Regions from separate parts of the Homo sapiens genome. Here regions 1 and 3 are each linked to region 2. Evidence: chromatin contacts called from ENCODE Hi-C or POLR2A ChIA-PET data. All regions are on one chromosome and are shown on one strand. The core of a region is the stretch at or near the end of the contact, and the rest is flanking DNA. Distances in the headings are between cores, read along the strand shown.

Region 1 (3,288 bases), core at 391-2,890, 200 kb before region 2:
TGATGGTGAACTTCACATCATTAAGTTATTTCCTTCTATACTTTTCCATCTTTCTATGTCTCCTATACAGGAAGTCCTTGTGATGGGGATGATCTAGTCATCACTTGCTATGTGGTGTTGATTAAGTCAAGTAAGTAGACACCAGTCTCATCCTACCATATCCTCAATCCCACTGACCTAGTGCCACACTGTGGGGACAATTCTGCTAATGGGCTTGATCTGAAATGGTTGGGCCAATTATTTAAAAACATCATATTTATTTATTTATTTTTAAAATTTGTTTATTTATTTTGAGACAGAGTCTCGTTCTATTGCCCAGCTGGACAGTGCAGTGGCGTGATCTAGGCTCACTGCCACCTCCGCCTCCCAGGTTCAAGTGTTTCTCCCACATTAGCCTCCCAAGCAGCTGGGACTATAGGCACATACAACCATGCCTGGCTAATTTTTGTATTTTTGTAGAGACAGGGTTTTGCCATGTTGGCCAGGCTGGTCTGGAACTCCTGATCTCAGGTGATCCACCACCGTGGCCTCCCAAAGTGCTGGAATTACAGGTGTGAGCTACTGTGCCCAGCCTAAAAACATCATTTTTTAAAAAAGAAAAGACAAACGGAAAAAAGCTGCAATATAGCACCAGTAGTAATCATATTCTGGCTGTAGTTATAAACATAATAACTTTGTTTTGGCAAGCAAATATGATAGCAGTTTCATGTGATAGAGCAAAAAAGAAAAAAAAAAGAATGCAATAAGGTAAATTGCTGCTCACCGCACAAGCACTGTCCTTCTACGAAAAGTCTGCTTTCTTTTCAGGCTCACAGAAACAAGTTTGGAAAGTAATATCCAGAAAACATACAGAGGAAGTAAAATTCTTAAAACTTGGCTAAATTTGATTTAGTTTCCTTGAGTTGCTTAGACATTTTGCTTAGAGTGAGAGGGGGTTTCTGAAGCAGATTTTTAGCCAAAACCATATCCCCAGAGGTATGAAAGTACAACAGGGATCCCTGAGCAGGAATAAGTGTGGCTATGGTGTCAACTCCACAGCCAATGATACAGTGCTGGCCCAGAAGTCAGAAAACCTGGCTTTACTTTGGGCCCTGGGACCAACTTCTTTGAGTTAAGGTTTTCTTTTAATAAAATACAGGGGCAATCATTGATATCTGTCCTATCTATATTACAGGCTGGTCTGAGCTAAAATTAGACATTATATGCAAAAGTGCTTTGTGAAGAGTAGAGTGCTTTTGAAAGTTAAAGTGTTATAATATATATATATATATAAATATATATATATTATATATTTATAATATATATATATAAATATATATATTATATATATATAATATATATATAATATATATAATAAATATATATATAAAGTGTTATAATATATAAAGAACCATTTATTCCACACAGCTCTGCATTGCGTTAGATTTATAGCATGAAAGAAAAACCAACAACTTAAAAAAACAAAGAAAGGATATCAGATCCTGTTGCTACTAACATCAATTTCTTTTTAAACTACAATGGAAGAAATTTTTACTTTGGGAATGCAAGCTGGGAGGAATTGCAGGACCCTCATTTTATAGTGTGTCTCACTCCTTGGGTTTCTGGCAGAGGGAGGCTCTGTGCTTAGAACTTAACTCTGTTCTAATTATATCGTTTGGCTGGGGCAGCAAAGCTAGTTGGCATTCATCCCGTGTGTCTACTTGATTAATATAACTGGGGATCAGGACATTTGAAGCCAGAATGCCATATTTAACGAGGTTATTACAGTGCAAGACTTCTGTCCTAAGGCGACATTTGCTATGTTGAAAAACAACATCATTTACAGCACTGCCATCTCTTTCATGTTCCCTTCCTTTATTCCCTTAAGTGATATATTTTACATATATAATGTTGTACACATAAAAATCTGAAGTAATCAAAGAAAAACGATAAGAAAACACTTAGCAAACTCCAAACTTAGAAATACTGTGTAATTTTTACTAATGTGTAGAGTGAACTGTTGTTTTTAAAATTCTATTGCATAGCTTCTTTGGTACTTAAGTTTTTTTCCATTACTTTAAATGAAGGTATAATGTACCACAAAATGCATAAACCTTAAGTGAGCTTGATGATTTCTTAAGTGTGTGTATGTTTACGTACATACCACCCAGATGAAGATATACACCATCCTATCACCCCAGAAAGTCCTCCTGTGCCCCTTACCAGTCAATACCCACTCTCTGCCATGTGACCATCATTCTAACATCTGTCACCATATATTAGTTTTCCCTGTTATTGAATTTCAAATGGAATCATAAAGTATGTATTCTTTTTTGTCTAGCTTTTTAAATTCAAAATAATGGTTTTCAGATTCATCTGTGCCTTGGTGTACATCAATAGCTTGTTTTTTTATTGCTCAGTAGTATTCCATTGTATGGGTGTACCCCAATTTGTTTGCAGATTTTCCATTGTTAGACATCTGTACTGTCCTCATTTTTTGGCTATTATGGCTAAATGTGCTATGGCCACTCTTGCATCAGTCTTTCTGTTAATATATGCATTCATTTCTCTCAGGTATATATCCAAGAACAGAATTGCTAGGTCACAAGGTAGGGTGTATTTAACTTTAGTGGAAACTGCCAAACAAATTTCCAAAGCTGTTGTGCTATTTTAAACTCCTACTACACTGCATAACTTTTAATTTGGCCAAGTATATAAAATTCTGTTCTTGGAAAAATGGGTTTAAAAAATAGTTTTTATAAACTATTTGAGTGAGATGCCATACACCAGCATAAATTTTCATATAAATTTGAAAAGAGTAGTTAATTGATCAGTTATCTTATTTCTTGATAGGGAAGGATTAAAGTAAGGAGGAAGAGATAAGAACACAAAATTCGTTAATTTTATAGCATAAATTTTAAATTGTTAATTAAAAAAGCATTATAAAAAATAAAAATACTTAATAAAAAGATTCACCAAAAACACTAAAACAAAATGTTAAAAATAGTATCACATTTTATCAATTCTAGGCCATATCATTCTTCATTCCCATTTTAACCTATCTAAAATTAGGAAACATCTTACAATCAATGACAATTTATATTAAATATGATATGATATAAAAAGAACTTGTGTTAGTCAATAGTAATATATCAAAGAAATCAAACATATGGGAATTTAAATTACCTTTATATTTGGCTATCAGATGAGAAAGATGCTTTAAAAATTTACTACTCCATGGTTCTGAGAGAGTGCTAGCATAAACACTCTCACATACTGCTAATGAGGTGTCAATCATTACCACCTTTC
Region 2 (3,600 bases), core at 645-3,144:
TAACAAAAGCTTATTCTCTCTAGTCTGAAATCCCTTCATTCTAGCCAGAAAGAAAACCTTCAGCATATTTAACCTCCCAATCAGGCAAAGGATAATGCAATAATTAGAAAAGTAGTTATAACTTTAGGGCCATCACACTCTTCTTGGCTTGTTGAGGATTGTTATTATTTACCATCGTGGCCACCTGTCAGTTTCTCTGGATGACAGCCTGGCAGAGCATAGTACTTTTAATATGATTAATGAAGTGCGTAAACCCAAAAGGGGAAACTCTCCCAAGTGCAAGTTCGCGGTGGTGAGCTGCCAGCAGGTAACCCTACCCCTCTCCTGATATAGCGCCTGCATCAGGGTATACCTGATGCACAGACCCAAGGGCAGTGCTGTGGTATCAGATCTACTGGTTCCAAACAGGTGCTGGGCCGGTCACTAACCAAGAACAGTATCTGAGCCCTACCCTCCAAACCCCACCTTCCAGGTCCCCCTCGGAAAAGTTAGCCCGCCACGTTGAACCCCTGTCCAAGCGGCGCTATGCCAAGCTCTCCGGCAGCCTCTCCCCTACCCAATACAGTTAATCTTCTCCTCTTTGTAAACCCCCCAAGTGACGCGGAGCAAAACTTAATCGGTCCAGGGAACCCAGACACGTCTTCCGCGCCGCACGGACTTCCCAGAAGGAGCCTGGAGGCAGGCGCTGGATCCCTCTAGGCACCTCCGTCCCCGCCGGCTCCCCTCCCCCGCGCCCGCTGGGCCACTCACCCGCGTGGGGCATGGTGATGGTCTCGTTGGTGTTGGAGCCCACGTTGAAGATGACCACGGCTGAGGCGTTCTGCAGGAACGCGTTCCGGATCTTATCCCTGTACGTGCAGTTGCCCTTGGGGATGAGGGCTATCCAGTTCTTGCCGCGGGTCGGGGCGGCGAACTTGGTGTTGGGGTCGCAGGCCAGGCGGTCGTGGGCCGAGCTGGCCATGACCACCTCCCCGCGGGCGTCCTGCTTGGGCGAGTGCTCTCCGTAGCGCCCGCACTCCGTCTTCTCCGTGTGCAGCTCCGCGCCGCCGCCGCCCGCCGCCCCGGCCCCGGGGTCCGGCGCGGGCTCGGCGTAGGTGATGTTCACGAAGGCGGTGTACCATTCCTCCTTCTCGGCCACGGTAAAGTCCAGGCAGAGCAGATGCACGAAACAAAAGGAAAGCAGCCATGTTGAGAGAGCCAGACTGCAGCACGCTTGGATGAGAGACATTGCCATCTTTATCCGCCGGGGCCCCCTCCCCGCCCCCGCGCCCTCCCTCCGTCCCGTCCCTCCTCCCCAGCCCCGGCCAACCCCGGGCCGCTGCCTCTCCTCCTGCTGCTGCTCACTCCCGGGCCGGAGGGGCCGCGGCCGGGACGCGCAGCCGCCGCGGGGACCGGATTCCGGGCGAGCGGATGGCGCTGGCCCCTTCCCCTCTCAGCTGTAGCGCGGTGGTTGCATTTTGCTTCTTGGGCGCCCGGGGGGCGCGGGAACAGAGGGCCCGCGGGGCTTGCGGAGGAGTCCTGCTGCCGAGCGTCCTGCTCCTTCGCCCGGCTTCGCCTTCTCTCATAAGGGTGGCCGGGGGCCCACGAACTTGCAGGGTGGCGGCCCTGCGCCCTCCAGCCCCGGCGGGGACGGGCACGATTGCTCGTAGTCTGGGGTGCTGCGGTGCGGGGTGCTGCCCAGGGTGTCCCGGCCGCCGCCACTGAGCGCTGGGGCGCGCGAATCCAGCTGCAGCCGCTGCTGCCCTGCGCCGGTTCCCTCAGGCTGCGGGCGCTGCGCTCCTGATCTCGCCGGTGGCTGCGCCTGGGCACGCACTTGCCGCGGGCGGGGCGGGCTTGGGGACAGTGGGAGCGAGCAGGCAGAGCGGAGTAAGCGGTCCGTGTGTGTGTGTCTGTATGTTTGTGTGTGTGTGTGTGTGTGTGTATAATGTGTGCGTGCAAGGAGGAGCTTAGTGTGATGTCAAAGCCCCTGGGATTCTCTTGCCATGTTCCCTTGGTCTCTCTTTATGGGCAGCAGCGACCCCTGTCGGGTCTCAAATTCAACCTCAATCGGCGACTTAATCTAGGTGGAGGTAAAGAGGAAGCGACCCCTCGACCTTTGAGTACGGGAATAACTTCCTGAGCGTTACATTTAGCAAATGTATGTGCCTCTCGTAAACGACCCTCCCGTTTGCTGGAAGTACTGCCGTGAGCTCCCTGATTACCTGTCCTAAGGCCAAAGTGTAAGGTGGTTTGGTATTGAGGTCCTTCCAAAGCTACCTCTGGAATACCTAGGGCAGTGGCTATCAAATCTTTAGTTTTAAAACTCAGACCGATGGGTCCTGCCACAAAGTTTCTGGTTCAGTAGATCTGTGGTAGGGCCCCAAAAATATGCATTTCTAACAAGTTCCCAGGTGGTGCTGATGCTGCTGGTCTAACAACCATTCTGTTAAGATGGGTATAACAATGGGCTTCCTACTGCCCACCTGGAAGCAAACATCTAACATTCGTTTTCTTATAGAATAGGTGTTTTGTCACTCTGTAAGAAGAGAAACCGGGTGAGACATTTCTGGACTGTGTTTATTCTGATTGTCATGGCTGGGAACAGGGGACTCGCAGCACCAACAGGCAAGGGAGGTTTGTTTGGGTTATTGTTTATAGTGCGCTCTCCAACTGTGCATAGAGATTACAGTAGTCAGCAGACAGTACAGTCCCCCTAGTGTAGTGTTCTTAAAACTGTAGTACAGCAGAGTGCCTTACCAATTAGACGTTTTGGTGGTGGATATCCTTTCCCTTGGCTTGAGATGCCTGCCATATAGTCTCTAAAAATATTTGTTTGATGGTTCTCTATCATTTACATTGTGTTTCCCACCTGATGCTCTTTCAGAGAACCCAGGACCCATTCATGATTTAAATTTAAAAAATGAAAGGCTGCCTTTTCCCCAGGACTTTAGCATGTTTACAGCTCTTCGTTAATGAACGTCCACCAGTACAACTTCTCTTTTTCCGGCAGCAGTACAAACAGCTGATGGCTGTTAAGGGAGGGCAAAGAGCCTCAGCTGTACCCAAATTAGAAGCAGGCACAAGAAGAACTACTTAGAAGAATTTGTCTCTATGGCATTTGATGTGCTGAATTTGTATGTGTTCCTAGCTTATTCATTTTAGAAAATAGGCTTCTAGGCAATTGGGACAGTGCTTTTTATAGCGCTTACTGCCAAGGAGGCAAAAGTGGAGACACCTGGCTGCTGGTTCCTGAACCACCAGAGATCTGAGGGAGGAGTCCACTGCTAGAAACCCCCGGCTAGGTTCTGAGCAGTTGCCTTTAGCAACCCACAGTGTTTCCCCAGTCTTCTTTATCGCTTAGCATTTTTTTTCTCCAGCTGGAAGACTTGGAGAAGCTATGTTATTAAGAATGTGTGACTATCCCTTACCCCTTCTTTCCTTTGGAAAAGTTAGGTGCTAAAGAGATGACAGGGTCAAGGAAATAGCATGGCTGGAAGATTGCTTAATTACAGGGCCATTGGGCTAATAAGTAAAACACTGAGTAAAATAGGAGCGAGGTTTCTTACTGTTGGAGAAGGAATTTACAAATATGGAAAGAAAGAGAGCTGTAAATAACCTTGA
Region 3 (3,524 bases), core at 1,015-3,514, 140 kb before region 2:
TCTCCTCCCCAGGATCCACAGGAGAGGACGGGAAAACAATGCTCTCGGGAGTCGCTCATCCTCCCTTGGGGTGTCAAGAACCGTCTTGGTGGATGCATTGGTTTCCTATCACTGCTATGAGAGATTGCCACAACTCAGGCCTGAAAACAACACAAAATTATCTTACAGTTTTAGAGATCAGAAACATGAAATAGATTTGCTGGGCTAAAATCAAGGTGTTGGCATGGCTGCGTTCCTTTGAGAATTCTAAGGGAGAACCTATGTCCTTGGCTTTTCCGGCTTCTAGAAATGGCCCACATTTCTTGGCTTGTAGCCACCTCATTCGGACTCTGCTTCCTTCATCATCTCTTTTTCTCTCTGTGACCCTCATGCTTCCCTTTTATACGGATCCTTATAATTACACTGGATGACCCAGAATAATCTCCTCATCTCAAGATCTCAACTTAATCACATCTGGGAAGTCCCTTTTGACATGTAAGGTAATGTATTCACAGGTTCTGGACATTTTTGGCAGCAATTATTCTGCCTCCCATAGTGAAAGTAGCAGCGAGAGACATTTCTGGAGTAGGCCTCCAGGGGCATGCAACTACAGCCAGGTCTTCCCTGATCATAGTGAAGGCCCCCGGCATGGCCAGCTGTTTATATGGCCTTGTTTATGCAGCCTGGAGAACGAAGATAGTTTATCATTTCCCTAAGGTCTTCACGCAGCTTGAATAGATTGTCTTCAGCTAGGAACTGATTTTGATACATGTTAAAGCCATGATTTCTCAAAGATGATAAGGAGGGTTATCTCCTTTTTCCCCTCACTCTACCTTCATCTTCCCACCTCCAAACAAGAAAAGAAAATCTCAGTGCACTGTTAGGCTTTCAGTCATGAGAGAGATCTTGGGGAGAGAATTCTAAGTAAGATGGTGACACCTACTCATCGGAAAACACTGCCCAGGAAGGATGGGGGACCTGGTACATTGTGGCATGAAACAAAGTTGCGTTTGTGGGTGTTGTTGACATAACAGTGATAATTTGCCACCTAGGACATAAAAATAGCCTCCACCAACATCTGAGAATATACAGCTTTCCAAATAATTACCCACTTCAACTTAACTCCCTCTAGACCTTCACAGGCTACCCAGAAACATGCATGCTTCCAGTCCCTCCAAGAGAACTGCTCGTGGAAGGAATAAAAACAAGAGCAGCAGATTAACCATGTTTGGAGTGGAAATCCAAGGTCATGCCTGCTTCAAAACAGCTCAGCCAAATCCTGCAAGAGTTTAAAGAGGGTAAAGTGTAGAAAGCTGCAGCCAGATCTCTCCACATTAAAAGTTACTAGTTTGTCTTGAAGGCAAAGGCCCAAAGGATATGACAGAAGGGGTGCTCAAAGTCCCAGCCCATCTGTGTGCCTATCTGACCATGAGCACAGGTTGAAGGTGATAGTAAAATGATCACGAAGGTTATTTATGATAAATATTGATTGTGGGGCTGCTGTGCATGTGTGTGCACGCACACACACACAACACACACACACACACACCACTGCCTATTTAAGCAGCCCTAACAAACCAAAGCCAGGGGCTAATATTGAACAGTGACCTTATTGTGGTGGCTCTCTACACAACAAAAACCACATTTAAAATGCATCAAGACCAAAAGTAAGATCTGAAGAATGAGGAAACCTAGGCTATAACAAAATGAAAAAAGGTTTTACACATTCCCTGAGCACAGGCAGCACTGAAGGATGAAATGATTTGCTTGCTAGGCTCACTAGAGTAAAAGGCAGGAAGCATTTTCCACCCAAGTTGCTACGCCTCTGGTGTTCCCTGGACCATCTGGATAGAAGTTTATGTTCAATCTATAAGTCTTTTTTTAATTTTTAATTTTTATGGGTACACAGTATAATAGGTACCTATATTTATGAGGTACATGAGGTATTTTGATACAAGCATACAATGCTTAATAATAATCATATCAGGGTAAACAGGTATTTATAACTTCAGCATTTAACATTTCTATGTGTTACAAACATTCCAGTTATACTATTTTATTAATTTTTAAATGTCTGATAAATTATTGACTGTGATAACCCTGTTGTGCTATCAATTACTAGAACTTATTCATTCTATCTAATTATATTTTTTGTACCCATTAACCATCCCCACTCCAACCCTACTACTCTTTCCAGCCTCTGGTAACCATCATTCTACTCTCTATCTATGATAAAGGGCAGGTGAACCCCAAATTTGGAACTCAGCCCAGGAATGTTCTTGGCTTTGCTCAGGAAAAAATTCAAGGGCAAGCCAGTGGTGTTAGCAGCTTTTGTTGAAATGGCAATGTACAGCAGCAGCAGAGGTACGGCTCAGAGCAGAGCAGGGCTACCCCATAGGCAGTGTGCCCAGAGTAGCAGCTCAGAGGCAGTGCTGCAGTCATATTTATAACCACTTTTAGTTATATACAAACTAAGGTGTAGATTATGCAGAAATTTCTAGGAAATGGGTGGTAACTTCTGGGTCATCAGGTCATTGCCATAGAAAGCGGCAGTAAATTCTAGGTGTTGCCATTCTAGGGAATGGTAAACTGACATGGCACAATGGTGGACGTGTCTTATGGAAAGCTGCTTCCGCCCCATCCCTGTTTTAGCTAATCCTCAATTTGGTCTGGTGTCTGAACCCTGCCTCTGGAGTTGTGTCCCGCCTCCTATCTCATCTCCATGAGTTCAGTTGTTTTTATTTTTAGCTTCCACAAATGAGTGAGAACATGAGAAGTTTGTCTTTTGGTGCCCCACTTATTTCACTTAATGTAATGCTCTCCAGTTCCATCCATATTGTTGCAAATGACAGGATATCATCTTTTTTTATGGCTGAATAGTACTCCATTGTGTATATGTACCACATTTTCTTTGTCCATTTGTTTGTTGATGAACACTTAGGTTGCTTCCAAATCTTAGCTACTGTAAACAGTGCTGCAAGAAACATGGGATTCAGATATCTCTTTCATATACTGATTTCCTTTTTTGGGGGGGTATATACCTAGCAATGGGATTGCTGGATCATATGGGAGTTCTATTTTTAGTTTTTTGAGGACCCGCCATACAGTTCTCCATAGTGGCTATACTAATTACATTTCCAGCAACACTGTATGAGGCTGCCCTTTTTCCCCATCCTCATCAGTATTTGCTATTGCTTGTCTTTTGGATAGAAACCATTTTAACTTGGGTGAGATGATATCTCATAGTAGTTTTGATTTGCGTTTTTCTGACAATAAATGATGTTGAGCATTTTATCATATACCTGTGTGCCATTTGTATGTCTTCTTTTAAGAAATGTCTACTCAGATTTTTTAGCCCATTTTTAATTGGATTGTTAGATTTTTTTCCTATTTAGTTGTTTGAGCTCCTTGTACATTGTTTATTAATCCCTTCTACAAGTCGTTACTGAATGTCAGCACTACTAAATGTTAAGAGGTGGCATGATAGAGTAGAAAGAAAATTTGATTTGGAATAGTTAACACTGGTTTAAAGTCTTGGCTTTCCC

What was found. Hi-C counts contacts between places; a loop is a spot of excess contacts on that map. ChIA-PET counts read pairs that join two places held with the same protein, here RNA polymerase II (POLR2A). Pooled maps may share reads with other maps.
Region 1: a map of heart right ventricle shows a loop between it and region 2 (5-fold over the local background). The contact joins the enhancer-like site here to the promoter of RNF150 in region 2. A Hi-C loop is called at or near these places in 20 of 168 maps with a recorded cell type or tissue (GM12878, IMR-90, Right ventricle myocardium inferior and 11 more) and 21 of 50 pooled maps. POLR2A ChIA-PET finds 5 or more read pairs at or near these places in 2 of 52 experiments (AG04450 and SK-N-SH).
Region 3: a loop to region 2 is called in a map of heart right ventricle, with 5 times the contacts of the local background. The contact joins the enhancer-like site here to the promoter of RNF150 in region 2. A Hi-C loop is called at or near these places in 39 of 168 maps with a recorded cell type or tissue (A673, Caco-2, IMR-90 and 21 more) and 26 of 50 pooled maps. POLR2A ChIA-PET finds 5 or more read pairs at or near these places in 2 of 52 experiments (AG04449 and AG04450).

The regions. Positions count from the first base shown.
Region 1 is chr4:140,933,736-140,937,023 of GRCh38, forward strand. The region is part of intron 4 of RNF150 (ring finger protein 150); the gene reads right to left. Among named protein-coding and RNA genes, the nearest start is that of TBC1D9, 180 kb to the left of the region's middle. Within about 2 kb of position 1,641, at least 3 of the 41 ENCODE cell types and tissues checked have a DNase peak (open chromatin) inside an H3K27ac peak, as active enhancers do; they include ascending aorta and heart right ventricle, where a contact is called at or near this core.
Region 2 is chr4:141,131,575-141,135,174 of GRCh38, forward strand. RNF150 (ring finger protein 150) reads right to left here and starts at 1,895. Exons shown (of 7, transcript NM_020724.2): 1 at 751-1,895. The coding sequence starts at 1,234. RefSeq lists a silencer at 1,714-1,833.
Region 3 is chr4:140,992,972-140,996,495 of GRCh38, forward strand. All of the region lies in intron 1 of RNF150 (ring finger protein 150), which reads right to left. Among named protein-coding and RNA genes, the nearest start is that of RNF150, 140 kb to the right of the region's middle. Within about 2 kb of position 2,265, at least 4 of the 41 ENCODE cell types and tissues checked have a DNase peak (open chromatin) inside an H3K27ac peak, as active enhancers do; they include heart right ventricle, where a contact is called at or near this core.